Linked DNA regions of Homo sapiens: region 2 is linked to region 1. A link is a loop called in an ENCODE intact Hi-C map of the cell type or tissue named here. Cell type or tissue: chondrocyte. All regions are shown on one strand. Links, peaks and the distances in the headings refer to the core of each region. The heading gives the core; the rest is flanking DNA.

Region 1 (2,922 bases), core at 287-2,786:
TGGCCCAAAGCAGTTCTAGACTTGCGTCCTAGCATTTAGCTACCCCAGTAGAAAAAACTGTCTCTCTTTCCCAGTGAATGAGTCAGAGTCCCAGGATTGCCTCTGATTGGCCTAGCTTGAGTCACATGCTTACCATGAACCAATCACTCAGTGGAGGGTGGGTCTTACTGTCATTGACCAGATCTGGCTACTTGCCCAGTCTTGAGCTAGATTTGGGATTAGCCTTGCCTGACCACATGGTTGAGAGTAGATTAAGGGCTGTTTCCCAAAATGAATAGATGAGTTCTATTATTGGAAGGATGATGCTGGGGCCAGGTGTGGTGGCTCAATCCTGTAATCCCAGCACTTTGGGAGGTAGGGAGGGAGGTTCACTTGAGGGTAGGAGTTTGAGACCAACCTGGGTAACATAGTGAGACTCTGTCACTACAGACACACACACACACACACACACACACACACACACACACACACACACACACACACAATGAGGCAGGCATGGTGGCGTGAGCCTGTAATTCCTGCTACTTGGGAGGCTGAGGTAGGAGGATCTCACTTGAGCCCAGGAGTTTGAGGCTGCAGTGAGCTGTGATCACACCACTGCCCTCTAGTCTGGGCAACAGAGTGCGATCCTGCCTCTTGAAAGAAAGAACAAAGATGCTGAGCAGGCAAAGCCCAGAGAGCTTATCAAGAGCTCCAGTCTCCAGAGGACACTCTTGAGAAACACATTCATAGCATGGACATTCTCGCATCCCTTCCCCAGGTCCACAGGCCCCTGTCGACTGCAGGATCACACCCCTGTCTCCAGGTAAATGCTTTGTCTTTCCACAGCACCCATCCCCAAAAAGGAGTACAGCCACCCTGGTGGATATGAATGAGGACTCCAAGGCTAGGCTGCCTGGGTTTAAATCCCAGCTTCCCTCCTTTCTCACTGAAAGACCTCGGGAAAGTGAACACTTCAGTTCTCATTTCTAAAGTAGGGACAGTAACAGCCCTGCCTTGTAGGCTTGCTGTTGGGACAGCATCTGACACAGAGAAACCCCCAATAAATGTAGCTGCTATAGTTGTGATCTTGCCTTTTGGAGAGTCTTGATTCCAGTGCCCCAGTCCCAAAGCTGCATTCACCATTTTCTCCATATAGACAGGTAAATATGTTCATCTTGAGCACTTACTATGTGCTAGGCACTGTTTTAAGCAATTTTTCATAGACAGTCTCATTCTCTTGCAACAGACAGCTATAAGATATAAACTATTATTAGTCCTGTGAGGTTCAGAGAGGTAAAGTAATTTTCCCAAGATCACAGTAGTAAGTGGTAAACCCCAATGCATGCAGATCAACTCACACAACATGAGTGGCCAGCTACCTCCATTCCCCACATTAATTTCTTTGTTTCCAACATGTCTGGCCAAGGTCTCCATTTCCAGTGATGCCAAACACAGAGATACCTGTGTTTCTGGTAGACCCAGCAGGACAGAGGTTCCTGGTCACCATCCCTTCCTTGGCCTCCAGATACAGACATAATATATGTGGCTGCAGGATCCCAGATCGGGTGAATTCGACATTTTGTCCCCTATAGGCCCAGCACAGGCCCCTGCACATAGTGCTTACTAAATGATGGGTTAGAAGAAAAGATGAGAAGTAAATAAATTACGCATGAGTGGGATGATCGCCTATCTGCATTTCCCTCTCAAAGCGCGAGCCCACATCCAGCCTGATACTCTGCTGCCCTCATGTGGTCATTTGTAAGATGGCAGGCAGGGTAAGCAGCCTCTAATTTTTGTTATCAAAATTTTCAGATTTACAGAATGCAGAGAATAGCACAGTTAACCCATTATGTCTATCATCTAGTTTTAAAAATTATTCACATTTTTATGAGTTTGCTTTACCTCTGTTTTTGAATTTCAAAAAAATCGCTAACACCATGACATTTTACCCTGAAACATATCAGTATATGTCTCTAAAAATGACATTTTCCTGCATAATGATGACAATCTCATGATCACACTGAATAAAACTAATGACAATTTCTCAATAACATGTTACCTAATCCATATTCCATTTTCCTTGATTGTTCCAAAAATGTCATTTAAAAGTTGCTTTGTTCAAATCAGCATCCCGTCTAATGAGTATTGTCTCTTAATTTTTCTAGAGTATGCCCCGTCATGACTGGCTGAGCTTGTTTTCTGGTGAAATGCCCCACAACCAGCATTTGCCTGACTGCTTCCTTGAGTTGTCAGTTCACTGGTTGCTGTCCTCCCCTGTATGTTTTTTTATTTTATTCTATTTATTTTTTTGAGATAGGGTGTCATTCCATCGCCCAGGCTGGAGTGCAGTGGTGCAATCACGGCTCAATGCAACCTTGCCTTTCTGGACTTAGATGATTTTCCCACCTCAGCCTCCTGAGTAGCCAGGACTACAGGTGTGCACCACCATCCCTGATTAATTTTTTGTATTTTTTTTTTTTCTTTTGGTAGAGACTGGGGTGGGGGCTGAATCTCACTACGTTGCCCAGGCTGGTCTCAAACTCCTGGGATCATACTTGGCCTTCCAAAGTGCTGAGATTACAGGCGTGAGCCACCCTGCCTGATCCTACTCTGTATGTCTTTTAAATGGCAAGTTGGATCTACACCTTTGATTAGATTCAGTTTCACCATTTTTGGAGAGTACACTTCCTAGGTGACGTGCACTTCATATTACATCACATCAGGAGGTACCCACTGCTTGGTGCCCACTTTTAGGATCAAAAAACTTGATGAATAAGTTCAGGTGGGTTCATCCTCATCTTTCTCTGTGAGTAACAAGTGAACTTGTTGGCCTGATAATTTGGGGACCTGATACATATCCAGTTCCCCAAGAACCACTCTCAGAACTGTTTTATCACCCATTGGTGATCATTGCTTGAAACAATAATATTTCATTAGAAT
Region 2 (2,922 bases), core at 185-2,684, 450 kb before region 1:
GTTAGCTTGACCATCTCATTCTAACTAATGCTTTAATAATGATGAGGCTTCTTAATTCAAATTCTGTTAATAATCCCAAATTTCTCAAATATTACCCTAAGAATAGTTCCTTCCCTAAGTAACTCTGTAAAATGTAGCTATTAAAATGTTAACCGAGGAACATTTAACAGATCATCTAAATGCAGTATTTTCTTATTATAATTTGTTTGTTTTTTCCTACCAGAATATAAACTCTATGAGAACAGGGATTTTTATCCACTGCTGTAGTTTCAATGGCCAAAACAATAACTGACACGTAGAGAAGTTCCAGAAATATCTGCTAAGTAAATTATAATCACAATTTACTACAACATGATTCCAGCAGTCATTAAAATGCAAAAAATAAAACAGAAATTAAAAGGATTTACTTGGGTCAGTCACCTTTATATAGACTTCTGAATATGAAGTCCCCCCAAATTATCTGCTAGTAGTTCTGAAGACCTAGAAAAAGTTGAGACAAAAATTAGTACAGAAAGAAATAACATTGATGAACACACAGAATGGAATTCTACAGCTATATTATGTTTCTGTATACTGTCTTGTTTATCATCCTACATCTATACTATCTCGTTTACCACCCTACGTCCATCCGGCACTGAATTTTTTGCCCTTTAATTTTTTATTTTTCCATAAAGCCAGAAACGAGATGGTAGAGAAGGAAATTATTTGACTTAAATGGTAAATACTTATGTCACTGGCTAATTTTTCCTCTTCCTTCAAATTAGAATTATCTCATTTTCCAAGGGATCCCTTCTTTTTCTCTCTCCTAAAAGGTGCTTCCCTTCTTCACTGAACACTTCTCAAATTCAGAGTTCTTTCTTTAACCCGATGTCCGACAACTGTCCAGCCAGACAAGGGGCCATCATCACCCATTAAATTACAAGTCCATATTTATTACTCCTTTCTTTCCCTTCATTCCACACCATCTAGTTTCTTGTCCTACTATAAAAAAGAGTGATAAAAAGGAGTCAGTTCTATTTGCGGTCAAATGGAAACATGCTTAAAAAATGGCGCTTAAATTAATTTTCTACCTTCCAAAAAGGAAGGGAAAATGATCAGTATCCTTTAAGTCTCTGGTGTTTTTTCCTAAAAGTCAAATTTAACGCTAGCCAGAGTTATTAACACCTTAAAGATTAACATATCATAAACATGAAAAGAGCTATTCATAGGATTCCAGTTACCAAGCATTAGAACGCATGCATTTCATTTATGTTGATGTTTTATGATTTCTAATTTTAAAAAACTGGAAAATAAACTATTTTTTAGAAACGATTTAAAATAGTACACCCAGAATTAGAGAAATAAAAGTATCAAAGTAACAGTAAAAGGAAGGAAGAAATAAAGTAAATCAAGGAAGAAGCAATAGCAAATAAGAAAGAAAAAAAGGAAAGGAGGAAAACAGCGAAATAGATGTGAGTGTACAGTAGGGGGTAAATGAATGCATCACAGTTTCAATTTATTATTAATTTAACTATTTCCAGAACAATCCATCAGAATCCACAGGAACACTAGTAAGTTCTTGGATTCAGAAACAGACACAGCCTGTATCTTCCAGTAGTACCGAGTACTCTCTTTAGGAGGTGCCATTTACATACAGTTTCTAGGGAAAAGGATGTTAAATAGAACATGCCAGAAATGTTTCTTAATTACCCCATCTTTTTAATTGGTTTCAGAAATGGCCAACAGTCTCTGTATCATCATTCTGACAGTCTCTTCTCTATATGACTTGCTGAAAGCACAAGACCTGTATGATCTCCCTGGTCACTCACAGAGAAGACAAACAAAAAGTGTTTTATGAACAATTCCAACAGATTTCAGAAGAAGAAATTGCATCAGACAGGTGAGGCGGAAGCAGCTGGCAGACAAAAGTCCAATAAACAACCAATCCAACGAAAGAAATTCAGAACAAGTCTGCTTCAGTAATCCTGTGAAGAGGACTGGCAGGAAGAGGAGTGCCGCTTCAGAAAGAGAACAGGCCTCATATGCTTCAGACAGTCTTTGTATTGAGGCTGTGGACCTTGGCCATTCTCCCAGAAATGATGCAATCCTGATGAACAAGATCTGCTGCCAGAGAAACAATTGTTAACAGCCTATGCAGACAGCAACTCAGCCAAGGAGCAATCTCTGATCAACTCTCTCCATAAACCAACAGAACGCCAAAATCTCTCTTCCTCAATTTCAGTGTCTGACAAAACATAAAGTGAACACAGTATATATTAAGATACATAAGAACAAGCCATTTTCTCAAAGGGTCCTTTTTCTTTTAATTCCTTAGGCTGTACAATATCCATTATTAAATTTCAGATAAAATACTGAACATTTTTTACTTTTATAAATACAATTATCCAAGCACATCAATAGTAATAACATAAATATGAAAATTTATACTTATTTTCCTCATTCTCATAAGAAAACCTTTTTGGGAGGCAGTGGCTTCCCTAAGCATAAAAACTGCTCTGAAATCTATCATCCAGCTATAACATTTCAAGTAAACACAAATATACATACACTCTAATTCAGAGACAGAAAGTATATTTCATAGATATTTTTGAAAGTAGATAAAAGTCAATGTTAAATATTGGCATCTATCAGAGAAAAGAGAAAATCTAATCTTGCTTAGGCTGACATATAAGGTATGCTGATAACAACCACTTTTTTGCAGGGCAACAATATTACTTCAGATCTTACTAAAGGATCAGATTATTTTCATCTTATTAGCCACGATTTACTAATTTAGAATCTAACTTAAAAATATCCTCAATTTAATAATCTTCCCTAGAATCCTCATCTCCTAGGCCTGGTTTCTTTTTCAGAAGTTTTGGTATCAGGTTTTTCACACAGTATTATAAAATTATAAAAAGTTATTTTTTTCTCACTAAATAA

Evidence for each region. Peaks named below come from ENCODE experiments on the same cell type or tissue, not always from the same donor. Only the 100,000 strongest peaks of a DNase experiment are listed, where the experiment ranks them.
Region 2: a loop joins it to region 1, with 4 times the contacts of the local background. A loop is called at or near these places in 8 of 110 quality-filtered maps.

What each region holds. Positions count from the first base shown.
Region 1 is chr3:8,969,974-8,972,895 of GRCh38, reverse strand. No RefSeq gene overlaps it. Among named protein-coding and RNA genes, the nearest start is that of RAD18, 8.0 kb to the right of the region's middle. RefSeq lists a silencer at 1,597-1,891. In chondrocyte, for the core only: a CTCF peak has its summit at 1,731 (motif pointing left); no DNase peak of the experiment used is centred there.
Region 2 is chr3:9,422,025-9,424,946 of GRCh38, reverse strand. SETD5 (SET domain containing 5) reads right to left here. Exons shown (of 23, transcript NM_001080517.3): 2 at 421-480. Among named protein-coding and RNA genes, the nearest start is that of SETD5, 26 kb to the right of the region's middle. In chondrocyte, for the core only: CTCF peaks have their summits at 1,403 and 1,626; no DNase peak of the experiment used is centred there.